Regions from separate parts of the Mus musculus genome. Here region 1 is linked to region 2. A link is a loop called in an ENCODE intact Hi-C map of the cell type or tissue named here. Cell type or tissue: left cerebral cortex. All regions are shown on one strand. Each heading gives the region's core, and the rest is flanking DNA. Links, peaks and the distances in the headings are about the cores only. Region 1 holds the start of 9130221F21Rik (RIKEN cDNA 9130221F21 gene). Region 2 overlaps Polr1a (polymerase (RNA) I polypeptide A).

What was found. A loop is a pair of places that touch in the nucleus more often than their neighbours do. Peaks named below come from ENCODE experiments on the same cell type or tissue, not always from the same donor. Only the 100,000 strongest peaks of a DNase experiment are listed, where the experiment ranks them.
Region 1: a loop joins it to region 2, with 2.5 times the contacts of the local background. A loop is called at or near these places in 2 of 42 quality-filtered maps.

The regions. Positions count from the first base shown.
Region 1 is chr6:72,040,478-72,049,901 of GRCm38, reverse strand. 9130221F21Rik (RIKEN cDNA 9130221F21 gene) reads left to right here and starts at 7,374. Exons shown (of 3, transcript NR_046180.1): 1 at 7,374-7,541. In left cerebral cortex, for the core only: no CTCF peak of the experiment used is centred there; a DNase peak (open chromatin) is centred at 5,460.
Region 2 is chr6:71,978,889-71,988,312 of GRCm38, reverse strand. It overlaps Polr1a (polymerase (RNA) I polypeptide A), which reads right to left. Exons shown (of 34, transcript NM_009088.3): 34 at 8,953-9,424. Among named protein-coding and RNA genes, the nearest start is that of Gm26628, 20 kb to the right of the region's middle. In left cerebral cortex, for the core only: a CTCF peak has its summit at 5,990; DNase peaks (open chromatin) are centred at 6,216, 6,694, 7,612, 8,020 and 1 more place; H3K27ac peaks cover 4,234 bases.

The sequences.
Region 1 (9,424 bases), core at 2,515-7,514, 63 kb before region 2:
AAACACACAGAGCACCAGAGGCTGAACAGACTTCAAGAGGCTCAGGGCTCGTATGGGTTTTACTTTATTTATTTAGCTGTTTTGTTTTGATTGTGTATACATGTGAAGGGCATAGAGAAGCCCGTAGCAGTCTGTTTTTCCCTTCCACCACAGGCATCCTGGGAGCAAACCAGGTTAAGCAGCAAGGGTCTTTACCCACTGAGCTATCTTGCCAGTCCCTGTCTTGGATCTTTATTCTTGGAAAGGGAAAGAAATGGACTGGAGAAATGTCTTAGAGGCTAAGGGTACTGCTGCACTTTTGGAGGACCTGGGCTAGTTTTCCAGCACCCACATTGCTACTCACAACCATCTGTAACTCTAGTTCCAGGGGACCTGATCACCTCTGGCCCCACAGGGACTTCATGCATGCAGTGCACAGACATAGTTGTAAGCAAAACACCTACAACAGAAAAAAATCAAGTTAAAAAAAGAAAGTTTTTTCAAAAAGGGAAGGAGTATTAAAATGTATTATTATTATTATTTTATTTGTGTGTATGTGTGTTTTGCCTGCATGTATGTCTGTGCACCACACGTGTGCCTGGTGCCTACGGAGGTCAGAGGAAGTCATGAGATCCCTGAGAACTGGAGCTACAGATGGTTGTGTGCAGCAAGTATTCTTAAACTGACTTCCAGTATCACAAATCCTGATTTCTAATATCTCTTTCTTTTTAATGAAAATCTTATTATGTTTATTTATTTGTATTTATGTATCTGTGTGGGCCTAAGTATGCCTCAGCATGTGTATGAGCACATGTGCAGAGGCGGAGGACAACTTGTCTCAGTTGGTTCTCCCTCCCCACCAGGTGGGACGCAGAGATGCAGTTCCGGCTGTCATGTTTGGTGGCAAGTGGCTTTACCTGCTGAGCATTTCACTGTCCCCAGTCTTTTTTCTAGTGGTGGAGACTTAGTCGTCAGACCTAAGGCTTAGTTACATGGCAGAACAGCAAGAGTTGCAGGGGGAAGTGAAGGACGGAATAAGACCAAACTAACTACAGCATGCGTGCGTAGGAAATCCACCCCAAATTAGTAAAGATGTTATACTAAAAATGTACAAACTAAAAAAGAAAAGAAACTTAAGAAAGCAGAGCAGGCACAGTATGGATGAGAAGGTAAGCTTAAGTGATGAGCCAGCAACACTCCATCCAATCAGCTCTTGGCAAAGACAGAGGTGAGCCTTCAGTGTTAGCAGGCTGTGCACACAGATCATATAACAACAACAACAACAAAATGTGGCAGTGTTGTTATTGGCTACCTAGCAAGCTAGAGTTAGTACTCAATCCAGGAATTTGTATGAATAATGAACAAACATAGAAAGATATTTGTATATGTGTGTTAACACAATATCCTTCAGAGAAAGAAAAGACCCACTTTTAAATGGCACACCTCCTGTCTTTGTCAGGGTTTCTAATGCTGTGATGAAACACCATGCCCAAAAGCAACTGGGAAAAGAAAGAGTTTGTTAGGCTTGTATTTCCATATTACAGTTTATCAACAAAGGAAGTTAGATCAGGATGTCAAACAACATGGCAGGAACCTGGAGCAGGAGCTGATGCACAGAACATGGGGGAGTGCTGCTTACTGCCTTGCTTCTCCTGGCTTGTTCAGGAAGAATAGCACCCACTGTGGTGATGTGACTGGGAGAAGAAAGAGTTTGTTAGGCTTGTACTTCCATATTACAGTTTATCACCATGTGACATCACCACAGTGAGCTGGGGCCTCCCGCATGAATCAGTAATTAAGAAAATGCCCTATGGGCTTGCCTGCAGCCTGATCTCCTGAAGGCATTGTCTCAATTGGGGTTTCCTCCTCTCAGATGACTCTAGACATGTCAGGTTGATGTAAAACTAGCCAGCACACACACACACACACACACACACACACACACACACACACACTTAGATTTGACTACAAGAGATCATCATAACCAGTAAAGTAATAGTGTAGCACTATGCTGTTGTAGGAAGACCTGCGGATGTACAGTTATGTGCAAAAAGGCAAGAGATGAGCTCTCCAGGGCATCGGATCTGTAACCACTTCGTGTTCAGCTCTGTGTAGGGGCAGTCCGGAAGGAATGGTCAAGGATTAGAGGAGGATTATTTCGAATGATTGCTACTGTTGTCTTTATGCTCTCTGTATTACTTCAGGTTGCATTTGTAGCTTTTATTTCTTCTTATTGGTTAGTGTTGGGGGCACACAGCACTAGTTGTGTGCAGCACATGTGGAGGTCAGAAGACAGCTTTCAGGAGCTCCTTCTTTCCTTCCACTGACTTCCAGGATCAAACTCAGGTTCTAAGGCTTTCAAAGTAAGCATTTTTACCTTCTGAGACATTTCACTAGCCCTGAACTAGTGATTTCATGATAAAAAGCTAGTTCCTACCCACCTCTTCTAAGACTTCTCTTCTCTTCTCTTCTCTTCTCTTCTCTTCTCTTCTCTTCTCTTCTCTTCTCTTCTCTTCTCTCCTCTCCTCTCCTCTCCTCTCCTCTCCTCTCCTCTCCTCTCCCCTCCCCTCCCCTCCCCTCCCCTCCCCTCCCCTCCCCTCTCCCCTCCCCTCCCCTCCCCTCTCCCCTCCCCTCCCCTCCCCTCTCCCCTCCCCTCCCCTCCCCTCTCCCCTCCCCTCCCCTCCCCTCCCCTCCCCTTGCCTTTTCTTTAACACTGTTTCTCTGTGTAGCCCTGGCTGCCCCAAAGCTCCCTTTGTAGACCAGGCTGGCCTTTAACTCACAGAGAGCCACCCCGTCTCAGCCTCCCTAGTGCTGGGTTTAAAGGTGTGTGTCACCATAGCTGGCCTTTATTCTTTTTTTTTTTTTTGGCATATATGTTTGTGGTGTTGTGTGTTCAGGTTTGTTTGTCCATATGTGTATGATCATGTGTGTATGTTCGTGCACATGTGAAGGCTAAAGCTTGACATTAGGTGTCTTCCTCTATCACATTCCACTTTATTTTTTGACAGCATCTTTCACTAAACTTGGAGCTTGCTGACTGCCTACACTGGCTGATCAGTGAGCCTCAAGATCCTGTTATCTGCCCTGCCCCCACGCCAGCAACTAGGGTTGAGTGAGTCACCAAGTCTTTTGGTTGTTTGGTTGGTTTGGTTTTGTTTTATTTTGTTTTTGCTTACATGCTTGGGATTGGTCTCTTGTATGTCATCTCCTTTGGGGGGCGGGGCAGGTTGAGACAGTTGGGGTTTTGGGGTCTCTTTGGTGTGTGCGCTTTTGCGCACAGGCACATTCCAATTTTTGACTGTCTTGTAACTCAATCTGTAGACCAAGCTGGCCTTAAACTCACAGAGATCTACCTGCCTCTGCCTCTGCCTCTGCCTCTGCCTCTGCCTCTGCCTCTGCCTCTGCCTCTGCCTCTGCCTCTGCCTCTGCCTCTGCCTCTGCCTCTGCCTCTGCCTCTGCCTCTGCCTCTGCCTCTGCCTCTGCCTCTGCCTCTGCCTCTGCCTCTGCCTCTGCCTCTGCCTCTGCCTCTGCCTCTGCCTCTGCCTCTGCCTCTGCCTCTGCCTCTGCCTCTGCCTCTGCCTCTGCCTCTGCCTCTGCCTCTGCCTCTGCCTCTGCCTCTGCCTCTGCCTCTGCCTTTTGGAATCTGGAAGAGAAGAGGGAGCTAGGTGGTGTGAGAGAAAGATGAAACCAAGACAGTCATTCTGATCATGGTTCAATTTTAATGTCAGCAAACATGCTTTATAAAGAAGAGGGGAAGCCCATCTCTAGGCATGTAAAGTTTTTTGAAGTAGATAGGTCAGCCTTTTAGTGGGAACTCGTGAAGATCGCAGTTTGGTGTTAACTCCGGAAGATTCTTGGAAGAGAACTGGTTTGGCCTCAGGCAGGTTGGGTCTCAGGCAGGTAGTGGCACATCAAAGGAGCAGCACAGCAGATGGCTCCGCTTAATTTGAAGATGGTCACAGCCAGCCTTGCTAGGCTGGAAGGAGGTAACAATTTGTATGTTTTATTTTAGCTGAAATTTTCTTTTTGGGAGGGCTGGGGATTGAACCCAGAGCCTTACAAGTGTTAGACAAGTACTGTACCACTGAGCTATAACCTTAGCCTTTTAGAAACAGTACAGAAAGCCACACCCAGTTTTCTTCTGCTCTTTACATCTTTCCTAACAAAGAACATTTGTGCCAGTGAAGAAACCCATATTGATTCTTTATGACTAAGAGGTACGCATTACCCAGATTTCCTTAGCTGCATATAACGTCCTTCACTCTACAACTCCATCCAGGACACTTGAGTCACATTTACACCCTAGTTCTCTTTAGGCTCTTGCCCTTGTTTATTTGTCATGATCTCGACAGTTTGAGGGACACTCCTTTGCAGTCTATTCCTCAGCTGATTTTGCTGTTATTTTTCCCAGGCTTCAACTGGGGTATAGGTCTTAGAGAGGAGGGCCATAGAGGTAAAGGCTGTTTCACTCACACGAGTATTGACACACTTTATCACTTGTCATTAAGTTTGATTGCTTGGCTAAGGTTCCAGTATGAGGTTAAGGTTTTCCTCTTTCTTGTATACTGTGCTGTTTGGATGGAAGTTCACTGTGCAGTCTACACTGAAGGGGTGCACACTTAGCTCTGTCTCCTCACAGCCAGTTGGCTGCGTGACTCACTTGTCCTTCCAGACGAGAGATTTCTCTCCCCTCTCATATATTTATTCCATTCATGTACTGTCTTAGGGTTTCCACAGTGGTGACTAAAAGCTCTATGACCCACATTAACTTGGAGAGGAAAGGGTTTATTTTATCTTACAGTTCATCACTGAAGGAAATCAGGGCAGGAACTCAAGGCAAGAACCTGGTGTCGAGGCAGGAGCTGATATAGGGGCCATGGAGAAATGATGCTTACTAGAATTCTCATTGTGATTTGCTTAGCCTGCATTCTTATAATCCACCTGTTTCTGCCTCTCTGCGGCCAAGATTATAGGTGCACACCATGGGTGTGCTGAGGTCCTCAGGATTGTGCATCAAGCACTTTGCCAAATGAAGTCATCTCCCCAGCTCCTGGCTATGGATTTCATGAAATAGGCCCACACCCGCTTTGTGGCTGATATCTCTGTATAAATGACATAAATGTTGCATCTTCAGATGAAAGCAAAACACCACGGCAGGAACTGTGACTATGGTGTGCACCAGTAAGTATCAGTTTATAACTGTGGCTTTCCCACTGGGTTTGGAAACGGCCTTGGGCCCATTCACAGCAGCGTGCACACTGTCCTTATAAATCGGGGTGTCCCTGCACCCACCTCCTCTCCGGCCACTGCTCCCACTCCTGAACAGTTCTGTGAGATTTTTCAAGTCAAACAACAGGGTGACTTTTCAAACATTTTTAATCTTCTTTTTCCTTTTTCTGTCTGTCAAGTAAGCAGTTTTTCACTCATCCATTCAAGGCAAGAAAAGCCCTGTTGAGGAGATGCCAAAGGCTGACTACATAGGCTCTACCCTGCAGGCCTGGGAAAGGATCCCAGCCTGAAACACAGTGCTGGGAAGTGACTATCAGCCCTGTGTTTGGGTCTCTAGAGCTTTCAGGTCAGCATGCCCCTCTGTCCCTGTATGATATGTTCAAGTGATGAAAACCTAGACTCAAATGGGATGCAGAATTAAAATATGTTTATTTTAAACTGTACCATGCCTGCCTTTGCTCTCAATACTTGGTCAGCCTTTGATCCAAGTCAGTAAAGGGCTGGAGAAAGCAGGCAAATGAGTGGCGTCTTCCCGATCTCACACGCAGAAGCATGCGTACCAAAGCATCCCAGGGCCTTCTGTGTTAAGCTAAGACACGCCTCAGTGTGCTGAGCAATGTTCATTCTTATTCATTAATTTTTGGCAAACAAACTTTGTCTGTAGGCCAAATAAGAGATAATCAAATTAGTGTGTAGTCATACCCACACCCCATGTCTCCTGGGAAGATTTTTAGTGAGTGAGTTTTCTTGACTTGGGCAGCATTGACATTTTCGGTGAAGTAATTACATGATGGTGGCTGTCCTGTGTGCTGTGGGGTGCTTTGAAGCATCCCTAGCCTCACTCTATGACTAGAATCTAATGTTTTTCTTTATAAGATAAGCCATGGTCATGGTGCTTCTTCACAGCAATAGAAACCCTAACTAAGACAGATGTTGGTACCAGGGAATAGGGTATTGCTGTGATAGGCCTGACCATGCTTTTGTTTGCAGGAATGTAGACTGGGAACTTTAGATCAGGAAAGCAGCTTAATGCTTTAAGCAGGGCTTAATGGGCCATACTAGGAGGAACATGGAAGACAATGGTGCTGACGGTGGTTTGACCTAAGCAGGGGGCAATGGCTCAAGGGGTTTCAGGTAAGAATATTAATACTTGGCCTAGAGATCTTCCCTGTGATATTTTTGTGAAGAATATGGCTATTTTCTGCTCTTGTTTAAGAAGAAAAAAGTCTGCCTAAGGCTAAAGTGAAGAGTTATGGATTAACAGAGAATCCTTGGCAGAGATTTCCAGACAGCTTAGTATTGACTGTGTTGTTTGACTATTAGCGTTTACTCTTATGCAGATCTATAATGAAAAGGAGAAAAATAATCAAGGAAAAATACAAAATGTATAGTTTAAGGAGAAAGAGGGCACCAGGAAGTGGGATGGAGGCAAGTCCTTGAAAGGGTCCATGATTCACCGAAGAATGATACCCCAGACTCAAATAGAATGTAAATGCAAAGAGTGTTTTATTATGCAGAAGTGCAGCAAGCTGGGGTCTCTTGTTACCAGAACAGAGAGACAACCTAGTGAGCTTGCAGGCCTGATTTAAAGTGTATTTGGAAATTCTGGGGTAGGTTAATCTGTTGGGTCCATCTCTATGGACATTCCGTTACTGGGGTGGAAACTTGTTCGGGAGGTCTGGAAACTGTTGCTGACCCATTTGTCCTTGCCTCAGGCCAGGTGGCAGGGCAGCTTCTGAGGCCTGGACTTGCCCAGTTCTTGGAAACAGAGATTTAGAGCTAATCTGCTTAACTGCCAGTGTGCAGCCAATCATGGAATCAGCCTAGCCTTATTATTCCCCCTTTTCAGTAATGGGCCATCTTGAATCCATAAGATGTTTCTGAGACCCCTATATTAGCAGCTCCAGCCAGCTCTATGTCATGTAGAGGACCTAGTAACACAGCAGAAATGGCCACCCTTTTAACTAGACTGTTTGGAGGTGCTAGCTGGTTGATGACACCCTCCCCAGAGTAATAAGTCATTCTAGGAATAAACCGTACTAGAACACAAAATCCCTCAATTGTATTTACTAACCAGGCCATAAACGCATGGAGTAAGTCCCAAGGTACAACCCCATCAAACATTCTCTTGGGAGGAGCATCAGTATCCTGCGACAGTAGGGGTTACAGTGTAGTTGCAAAAGTGAGAATAGGTTGGGGGTACCGATGCAGAGTCCCTGGGGGAGAGGCCATCTCTCAAAGATGTGAAGATAAAACCTGGATTGGATTGGAGACCCCAAGATGTTGGAGATACCAAAACCCTGAATTACCCACTGAGGAGAGTTGCAGACCAGGTATGGAACCAGCCCAAGAAGGAGAAGTGTGCTTCAGTTAAGAAAACTAAAAGGAGTTGGAGGTCTTTGACATAAGACATGGAAATGCAAAAATTTTGAGTGTGCACTGCTGATTTTTGGTCTTTTCATTGATCTGATATTTCCTCACTACACCTCCTTTCTTCCTCTTTAGACTGGGAGGAATGTTCATTCTGTGCCATTGTTTGTTGGAAGTTTCTCATTTGACTTTGCTTTTACAAGGAATTATAATTAAGAGACTGAGTTGATGACCTGAAATAGTAATTCACACCTTTAATCCCAGCACTTGTGGAGCAGACTCAAGTAGATCTCTGTGAGCTTGAAGCCAGCCTGATCTACAGAGTGAGTTCTAGAACAGCCAGGGCTATTCTTCCCCTAATTGAACCGTAGGGATCCCTGACTTCAGTCCAATGTTAGGTGTGTAAGTATCTGCTCTTGTCTCAGTCAGCTGCTGACAGGACCTCTCAGAGGACAGCCATGCCAGGCTCCCATTTATAAGCATATCATAGAACAGTAGTGTCATGCCTTGGTGTCCCCTCATGAGATGGATCCCAAGTTGGACCTCCTTTCCTTCAGTCTCTTCTCCATTTTTGTTCCTGTAGTTCTTTTAGACAGGAACAATTCTGGGACAGGGTGAGGGGAAAGGGGGAATAGAGTCAGATATGGGGGGCAGGAGAGAAGCCCAGAGGGTAAAGGGAATGAATGGAAGTAAGCAGCCTTGGGGAGTGGGAGGTGGGGATGCCCTCTAGAAAGTACCAGAGACATGGGAGGTGAGGCACTCTCAGGACTCAGTGAGGGTGAACCTTAGCCAAAGTGCCCAACACTGGGGAAAGATAAGTGGAAGAATCCACCTCCAGTAGGTAGACAGGGCATCACGTGGAGGGACAGGGTTACTAACCCACAATCAAAATTCCTGTCTAAGAGACTTTGGACTTTTAAAGAATGTTAGACTATTAAAGACTTTTGAAGTTGGACTAAATGCATTTTGCATTATGATGACAGCTGCAAGCCTATGGTGGCCAGGGAGTAGGATGTGGTGGTTTGAATGATAATGGCCTCCATAGGCTCATATATGTACATGCTTAGTTATCAGGTGATGAACTGCTTGAACGGATTAGAATGTGAAGCCCACCGCAGGCTCAGGCTCAGGCTCAGGCTCAGGCTCAGGCTCAGGCTCAGGCTCAGGCTCAGGCTCAGGCTCAGGCTCAGGCAGGCTCGCTCTCTCCCTCCCTCCCTCCCTCCCTCCCTCCCTCCATTCCTCCTTCCTTCTGCTTGCTGCCCATGGACCAGGGTGTAAAGCTCTCAGTTACTTCTCTAGCACCATGCCTGCCTATGCACCACCACACTTCCTGCCATAAGGACAATGGAGTAATCCTCTGAAGCTGTAGGCAAGCTTCCACTTAACTGCTTTCTTTTGTAAGAGTTGCTTTGGTCATAAGTGCCCCTTCCCAGCAATAGAACAATAAGTAAGACAAAAAGTATGATGATATCCTCTGTTCATCCCAGCGCTCAAAAGGCACAGGCAAGAAGATCAGTAGCTCAAGACCAGTCTCAGCTACATAGAAAGTTCAGTGTACAGCTGGACTGTATAGGACCCTGTTTCAAAGAAGGTAGGGGTGGGGGGACAATGGTCACCAAGATGTCCTTGATATAGTCTTCTAAGTCAGTGATAAAAGAAGGGATTGGCACAAGGGCCTGCCTATGTCTATCTAATGTGGGCCTTATCTAAGGTGCGGTCCTGCTCTGAGCCCTTGTTGGAATCTTAGCTTGTCTGTACTCTGATGTCTCTCCTTACCTCACTCTATTCTCTTTCCTTTTAGTTCATAGGTGTTTTTCTGCAACAAATCTCTCATATCTCTTACTCT
Region 2 (9,424 bases), core at 4,013-9,012:
TCCCAAGCCTGACTCTTTCCTAGAGTTCGCCTCTCTCTGCTGGGTGTCCTGTCTATTCTCGGTTGCTTTGCTATTGGCCATTCAGATCTCTACTGACAGGTGAATTACACAGTGCACAAGAGCTGATTAGCCCTACAGGTTTTGCTTTTGGCACTGATGTACGTTAGCCTAAGTGTGTTTCTGGACAAGAGTGCTCTGTCAAACTCATTAAGGCTTGGCCTAGGCCCCATATCCAAGCGGACTTCAAATCACTTCTTACATTATCTTCAACTCCAGTCCTACCTCCTAGGCGAGCCATGCCCCTCTGATGCTGAGTGGAGGTGACTCCTTGTGTTGACTCCTTTCCTTCCTCCCCTCCACAGAGGTCAAGGAGGAGGAACTGGTAGAGGACAGTGGAGCATCTGTGCTCTTCATACGGGGTGGCGCTACAGGTCACTGTAGGTCCTCTATGAGCTGTTGTCTGGCCAACCTCATCCCAGAGGAGCAGAGAGGAGACCTGTGCCTCAGGCAGTGCAGCCTCCTGCCAGGCCTCTCCGTTATCTAGCTTTGCTCTCTGGTTTCTTCACATGCAGTCATCTGACACCTCAATTTCCACAGACAAGCCTGGAGTCACAAGTTGTCCCCTGGGATGCCTTGCATCAAAGTTTCAGCCAGAGTCTGAATTCCTAGTGAATGCTGAGCCGATAATAGTGCCCCATTTTCAGATGTAGAGTTCTGACCTGCTTTGTTTGTTTGTTTCATTGGTTGGTTTTTGCCTGTGTAGAAAGCTCAAGAAATCTACTGCTTTTCAGGGTAACATCAATCATCAGTTGCTTTCGACCATTTTTGGTCACACACACAGAGTCATACACAAATTTTTATGTCAACTCCATCTAAGCTAAAGTTGTCTGCCAGGAGAAAGCTCAATTGAGAAAATGCCTACATAAGACTGGGCTGTAGACAAGGCTGTAGGGCATTTTCTTAATTAGTAATTAATGAGGGTGAGCCCAGCCCATTGTGGGCGGGCCCACCCCTGGACTGCTGGTCCTGGGTTCTATAAGAAAGCAGGTTGAACAAGCTATGAAAAGCAAGCCAGTAAGCAGTGCCCTTCCATGGCCTCTGCATCAGCTCCTGCCTTCAGGTCCCTGTGTGTTTGAGTTCCTTTCCTGGTTTCCTTCAATAAGAACTGTGATATGGAAGTGTAAGTCAAATAAACCCTTCCTCTACAAGATTCTCTTTTTGGGGGGGTGGGTGTTGGGTGGGTTCAAGACAGGGTTTCTCTGTGTAGCCCTGGTTGTCCTGAAACTCACTCTGTAGACCAGGCTGGCCTTGAACTCAGAAATCTGCCTGCCTCTGCCTCCCAAGTGCTGGAATTAAAGGCATGCACCACCACTGCCTGGCATTTTATTTATTATATGTAAGTACACTGTACCTACCTGTCTTCAGACACTCCAGAAGAGGGTGTCAGATCTCGTTATGGATGGTTGTGAGCCACCATGTGGTTGCTGGAATTTGAACTCAGGACCTTTGGAAGAACAGTTAGTGCTCTTAACTGCTGAGCCATCTCTCCAGCCCTACAAGATTCTTTAGCCATGAAGTTTCATCACAGCAACAGAAACCCTAAGACAAAGACACGACACGCACACGCGCACACACACACACACACACACACACACAGAGAGAGAGAGAGAGAGAGAGAGAGAGAGAGAGAGAGAGAGAGAGAGAGAGAATGAGAATTAAAAGTATTGAGAAAATGCATACAGAAGATTGGGCCATACACAAGTCTGTAGAGCATTTTCTTAATTGGCAATTAATCATTACTTTTAATCATTCAATCCTCAGTTGCAATTTCTTTGACTGTAGCAACCAAACTCTTACATAACAATGGCCTTGTATTCCAATACAGTAAAGCTGAATAGTGTGCAATTGACTGTTACAATAAACACAGAGCAATTAATTTTTGGTAATTCATTGTACATCTCTATTTTTACGGTTTGAACAGGTCATGTTCCCCACAGGCTCAAATGTTGAGTACCTGGTCTTTAGCTAGTGATGCTATTTCCAGGGGCTTTAGCTAGAGGAAAGAGGTCCTTAGGTGTATACCTTTGAAAGTTATAACTGGATCTGGGTGCTTTCCTCTCTGCTTCCTGTCCACTGCAACGTGAGCCGCCTTCTCATCTTCATATGGCCAGCACTGGGATAGTCTGACTTACTGTAGACGAGGATCAATGGTGGCAAGGCCACAGGCTGAAATGGTAAGCCCAAACAAGCCTATATTCATTACCATTAGAAGAGCTATGACTAAGTATCTGACAGGGAGCAACTTAGGCTAGGAGTTTATTCTGGCTCACAGTATGAATAGTAGTGCCCATCGTGGGAAAGGCATTGAGAAAGTGCTTCCCTAAGATAGTGCTGTAGGCAAACCCGTTTCTTAATTAGTGACTCATACGGGAGGGTCCAGCCTATTGTTAGTGGGGTCACTCCTGGGCTGGTCCCGGGTTCTATAAGAAAAAAGATCCATCACGGTGAGGAGGGAACCAGTCTGGGTCATTGGGAGCCTGAACCTTCTCACTCACCTCTCCGTACATGAGGAAACAGAGAGCCATGAAGTGGCCACATCATCTCTTTTTCCTTTTCTCCCACCTCTCTCTCTCTCTCTCTCTCTCTCTCCCACCCTCTCTCTCTCTCTCTCTCTCTCTCTCACACACACACACACAGCACCCATAGATGTTAATCGTTGATTACAAAACTTAAAAAAATTTTAAAAAATTATTTATATATAAGTGCACACCAGAAGAGGACAACAGATTTTATTAGAGATGGTTATTGTTTTGGTTTGGTTTAGTTTGATTTTTCAAGACAGGGTTTTTCTGTATAGCCCTGGCTGTCCTGGAACTCACTCTGTAGACCAGGCTGGCTTTGAACTCAGAAATCTGCCTGCCTCTGCCTCCCAAGTGCTGGGACTAAAGGCGTGCACCACCACTGCCTGGTGAGATGGTTATTGTTTTATTAAAAAAGCCAGGATATGTTTGATTGAGGTGTGGTATGGTGAGGTGGGAGGGGTGCCTCAGTGAGCCCATGCCAAGTTATCCCTTCCCCCTGAGGTAACAGCCGTGAGACAGATGTAGTATGGAATAGTTTATTTAGGGCATGGAAAGGGGAGTTGGGAAGAGAGTAGAGAGAGGGGTGGGAGAGGAGGAAGGGTAGAGAGGGATTAAGGGTTCAGAGAGAGAAAGGAGTCAGAGAGAAAAAGAGAGTAGATGGAGGAAGGGACAAATAGTCCCTTTTATAGTAAGCCAGGCATACCTGGCTCTTGCCAGGTAACTGTGGGGTAGAGCCTAGAAGGAATGTTAACAGTTATGAGTTACCGTATGGAGCCATCTCGCCACCCTCTGATTACAAAACTTTTTAATATACATTTTTTTCTAAAAGTCTTCCTTAATTACATAAGCATATTAAACAAAGCAAGCAAACATCAAGTTTCAAGAGAACAGAAAGTTAATAGTATGATAAAATCAGTTTTCTTTTAACTCAAGATTGGTGTCATGAAGCTTTGCAGTTATAGAAGTACTAGACAGCACAGCTGTTTATGAGTTTGGTCCAGAGTTAGTTGTCAAGAAGCTATTTCCTGGTACGTGTTATTTCAAGCTTTTCCTGTATTATTTTATCAATCTGTCATGATAGACACCTAGTTTCTCTATGAGAAGTCCAACCTCTCAGTCCTTTGTTCAAGTTTTCCCTTTCCTCCTTTATTTTCCTTTCCTATTAGACAGGCTCTTCGACCTAATCATAAAGCCAATATCCTTTCCTTTGACTTTTTCAAATACCATGCAGCCTTTTCAGTAGCATGCCAACATTTAGGCAAGGGCAGTGCATCTTTTTATCTTTCTGTAATAGCAGGAAGCCAGACGCTGAGCCAAGGTGTTCTCCATGTCTGTCATGAATCCTTGTTTCAACATGATCCCTCTTTATCACAACTGTAAACTCCTGTAAAAGGTAAGAGAACATCAGAATTCTGCCTACCAGAACCATCTGTCCTGCCTTCAAGAAGGCACCAAAGCGCATCATCAATTAATCAAAATCCTTCTCCTGCCCATAACAGTGTGTGTGTGTGTGTGGGTGGGTGTCCCTCATTTCCTGTGTGTAAGGCTGAACATGCACAGAGAGTAGCATGGGGCCCTGTCTTAGTCAGGGTTTCTATTCCTGCACAAACATCATGACCAAGAAGCAAGTTGGGGAGGAAAGGGTTTATTCGGCTTACACTTCCATGCTGCTGTTCATCACCAAAGGAAGTCAGAACTGGAACTCAAGCAGGTCAGGGAGCAGGAGCTGATGCAGAGGTCATGGAGGGATGTTACTGGCTTGCCTCTCCTGTCTTGCTCAGCTTGCTCTCTTATAAAACTCAAGACTACCAGCCCAGAGATGGTCCCACCCACAAGGGGCCTTTCCCTCTTGATCACTAATTGAGAAGATGTCTTACAGCTGGATCTCATGGAGGCATTTCCTCAACTGAAGCTCCTTTCTCTGTGGTAACTCTGTGTCAAGTTGACACAAAACTAGCCAGTACAGGCCCTAATGATTCAACTGTAATTTGTAATCTACCAACTCCTAGAATTTCCCTGTATTTTTCTTAATGATTTTTTTCAGACCCTGTATCTCATTACTAAGACCATTTATGATCTAAATGTACACCTGCATGTCAGAAGGTGGCATCAGATTCCAGAATAGATGGTTGTGAGCCACCATATGATTGCTGGGTATTGAATTCAAGATCTCTGGAAGAGCTGACAATGCTCTTGACTGCTGGGCCATTTCTCCAGCCCACAAATAATTCATTAAAATAGACAAACAGAAACACACCAATAAAAACAAAAGGCAGTGAAGCAGGGGTTGGGGGGACGGCTCTGTTGGTAAAGTGTTTGCCATGTACTCTGGAGGACTCTCAGGAATCAGATAAAAAGCCTCAGTGTGGTGGTGTGTTCCTGTAAATCCAGCACTGGGGAGGCTGACACAGGCAAAGCCCTGGTGCTCACTGGCCAGCCAGAAAAGGAATGAGCCACTCTTTAGAAGCATTCTATTTTTAGGGAACCCATTTGATATATGGAGAGGTCAATGGGGGAAGGGATTCATCTCACAAAAGCACGCACAGCCTGAAGTGAAATTTCTGGTTTCTTTCGAGACTCAGTTGTGTCATGTGATTTTTTTTCCCTGGAAACAGTCTTATGAGAGGATGTTTTTTCCTGAAGCAGACACAGGGGAGGATGTTTTACTAAGAACAGACATGTGGTGTTTTTCTGGAAGCAGCCAGAAAAAGGGGCATGTGATGTTTTGCTAGAGTGGATGCTTGAGAGAACATGCGATGTTTGGGAAGGATATAAGTATGACCCAATAGACAGTGGACGATGCTGGATGGTATTAGTATGCCTTACCATTCTTTGCTAGTTGTTTGTCATGTCAGAAACACACCAGTAAACTTCCAGTGGTGTTCTGGTGGCTTCTTGATGCTTCTGTGAATTCGGACAGTTTGGCAGAGCCTCCCGGGTTTCTTCTGATTTGTGAATGGTGTTTTCGAGTGGATCAATGCTGATTCGTATGAACTGAGAGGCTGATATCCTGACACTGCAGATTGGATTTGCTCCAAAGAACTATTTCTAAGCAGGTCCATATCCTCCTTTGCCCTATTAACCTTTCCTTTCCACTACCTCTGGTGGGTGGTGGCCTAGAAGGGAGGTTAAAGTGTTTACAAACCCTTATTAAAAGTAGGTTTTGAGAAATCAAAGCCTACAATATCCACCCCATGGGTGATTGTGTGGTAAGGTTTTCAGTCTTGTACATTTGCATCCAGATGATCCTTTGTTGTTAAGACTATACTTTAATTACAGCAGCATTGGACTTGTACCCTCCAGATGCCAGTAGCATCTCTTTACAGTTGTGACAAAAATATCTTTAGACATTGACAAAAGTTCCAAGTGTGCATGGGAAGGAGTACAATATGCCCCTAGTGGAGGACCACTCAGTGTACAGGTAATATAGGTGAGCACCTATAGTTGTGCTGATATGGCTAAAGTAGACTTTAGGAACACTTACTAATTACCATTTTATACATAAAATACAGAAGGGCCAAGCAACTCCCTCAGTGTTACATTTGTGAGATGAGAGAACTTGATTCTGTCCTCAGCGCCAGCTGTCTTGCCTGCTGTCCTTGAGGATTGGCTGGCTCTACTCACTGTAATGTCAGGGGCTGGGGAGATGGCTCAGCCATTAAAGTCACAGCAAACATATGGACCCAAGTTATCAAGCATTCATGTAAAAGTAACCAATGTTGAACGCTGGGCTCAGGGAGACACTGTCTCAGAATCTAGATGGAAAGTAACTGAGCATTGACCCTCAGCATTGACGTCTGGCCTCCACACACAAGTGTGCATGTACCAACACACAAATAGGTACATCATACCCATCCACCTTGTGAAACAAACAGAGTCCTGAGTAAGGGCCGTTCAGTGTAACCCAGTGAGACCAGTGGTGTCTGAGACCCTCACATATATACCTCAGCCCCAAACTGGCTGAGGCTCCTGTGACAACAGCACAGTGGACAGCTGATCTAGAAAGCAGCACCAGGCAGGGCCAGCAGGTCTTCCTCATATAGATACTCAAACTTGCTAGAAATATAGAGGCACATGTGGCTGGGCCAGGATGAGGCATCTGTATGTTCACGATGAAGCCAGGAAGTGGGAGGTGTGGAGGAGCGCAAACTGCGGTGGGGAAGCAGTGACTGAGTCATGATTTTTTCCCAGCTTCCTCTTCTGGCCTCTGAGCATGCACTCAGCTATTCTCTTTCCTCCCCATGAAACCAGCAGTTTGGTCCTACCTGGATAAGTATATGGTGTGTGTTCACATGCCCTCTGGGTACCATAACCTTTGGCTAGAAATAAGGCAGAATTGCCTGGTGAGATGTTTGGAATGCTGCATTGCTAGCTCCATGAGAATAGGGTCTGTATGGTTCGCACAAGTGGAGATTGGAGTGGGATGGATGCAGGATGGGAGGAAACTGGGAGTGGGCACTTTGTGTGAGATTTGGGTACAGGGAAGTGGCAGCAAATACCACTGATTCATACAGAACACCGCAGAGCCTTCAGTGACACCTCAGACCTGCACTCAGCCTCCCTGGCACTCACAGGACAGAGGCACCTGGAGAACCAGAAGGATGAGTGTCTCTGGACATCTGGGTCTTTTTAATTTGCTGTACTGGGGCTGGGCCCAGGCCCTTGGAAAGAGACTCTCCCAGAGCTGGACCCCCAGCCCTGGGTTCTTTCTTTGTCAAGATGGTCTTGATTTCATTATGGAGACCAGGAGGTTGTTAAACTTGAGGTCCTCCTGCCTCAGCCTCCCAAGTGCTGGAACTACAGGCGCATGTCTCCAAGTCAAAGCATCACTGTTTTGATGGAAACTTCTACTGGCTGGCCAAGCATCCCCTCCCTTTGGTCCTGTTGCTATCCTCCTGGGAGGAACTCTGAAAGGTGCACAGGCAGCTTCCATAATGTGCTGACTCAGGAGCTTCCTGGCACCTATCTTCTGCCAGGCCTCATGTGTGTTAGATCACTGCAGCTTCCTTTGAGCAATCTCTAGAGTCCCTGCAGACATTAGCTATTTAGAGCTCACTGGAGGACTGAGGGCCAGTGACTTACTTCCCACATCACCTCACACTCAAGTGAAGTTAGCTTTAAGTCACAGTACTGCGGGTGAACTAAGCTTGTGGTTTGACTCTTGCTGTATACTCTTTTCTGAAGCTCATTTCATATCCGGGGTGTACCCAAGGCCACTCTTATCTCAATCCTGGAGTGCGGTTCTATAATCAGCTTTCTAAAATGTTCCGCAGGTGCTGGGGAGGGTAGAGCAGAACACTCATCTCGCACATGCAGCCCCGGGCTCAATCTTTAGTGCTGAAGGGGTGGTGGTGGTTTACGACTCCACCCCAGGGAGGTAAGTAGGAGAGAGCATACTTATTGTTTCTGATCTCGAGCCTGCTCACTTCCTTTTTGCTGGGCTATTTTTACAGGATTACTCACTTGCTTTGGTGTTTCTCTGTTCAGAATCCTTTGAGGTTGGTCTCCCTGTCATGTTACGGCAGTAGGCTGGGGAATATTCTCAGGACTGCAAATGTTCTTTCTTTGAAGCTATTTCAAAACAGGCACAGTAGACCCAAGCTAAATGTGAAACAGCTGGGTGGGTGGGTGGAGGAAGGATGCCACCACTCCAGGCTCCAGTACAGGTCAGAGGTCTGGCATAAGTGTGGTCACATTAATGTTTACATTCAGGGTTTGCTCCTTTAGCTCTATGCTCTTCAGTTCCAGGTAAGATTGACTGCAGGAAGTCACACACCCACCTAGGCTCTGGACGCCACAGCTTCCAGACTACCTTGATATTTCCTACAAGAATCCCCTCTCCACTCTAGTGTAAGAAGAAAGTGAGTAAGTAGTCACCCTGCCTTTTCACCCAAAGAATGAATGCCCTATCTATCCTGCAGGCTGCGTCCTCAGGGCAGGGTTTTCTGGGACCCCTTCTGTCTGCTTCCCTTAGAGGCTGTGACAGTCTTCTATGCCATGTCCTGCAGTCTGTTTTGAGGTGCTGGCTTTCTTGGGTATACACAGGATAGGTTCCATCATGAGCCTGAAGGAGACTGCAGAATCTCTTCTGGCATGGTAACCTTTAGGCCAGCCCATTTCTGAAGTCACCGCAGTCTTCTTACCCGACTAAGGTAACACAAATTCTCCCCACAGCCTTCCACAGTTCTGTGCTTCTGGCCATGGGTAGGATTCAGAGGTGAAGACTGGGAGTTGGGGGCAGGGGGCACAGTCTGCCCTTACAATGCCAGATAAAAGTAGGAAGAGGAGCCTGAAATCTGTGCCAAGAAAATACTAATTACCAGATGCAGAAACCATAAATGAAGGGAAAGATTAAAAACTTAAGTCTTGATTATCTTCTAACAGCCAGTTCCAGCCATGTTTATTACTCAGCCCACGCTGGAATAACAGTGGACAAAAATAGAAACGGTCTGGCTTCATAAAGCCTCTGTCTTTTCTGTCCAGCCAGGGAACCTGACTGCATGGCTCAAAGACCCCAACAGTACAGGGCCTGGGGGTGACTAGGGGCTCTGACATCCAGCTGAGTGTAGAGGCAGGAAGGTCAAGCTACGTGGCCTTGCTGAATAGCCCCAGTAGGAAACTTTAGGCTGTGGGGTAGGGAGCTGCTGCGGTCCCAGAGAGATGTCTTGGCTGTGGGAGTGTTCTGGTCTGGTGTATGCAGCCATACAGCAATGGCAGTGTGGCGGGGGCCTTGTGCCATTGACTCAGGCCCAGGAAAGCAGCCCTGAGTGGAGCCTCTTTGAGGACTCTCCTTTGGTAGCTGCAGCAGGGAGGGACAGGCACATGGAGCAGGTTTCATGCCC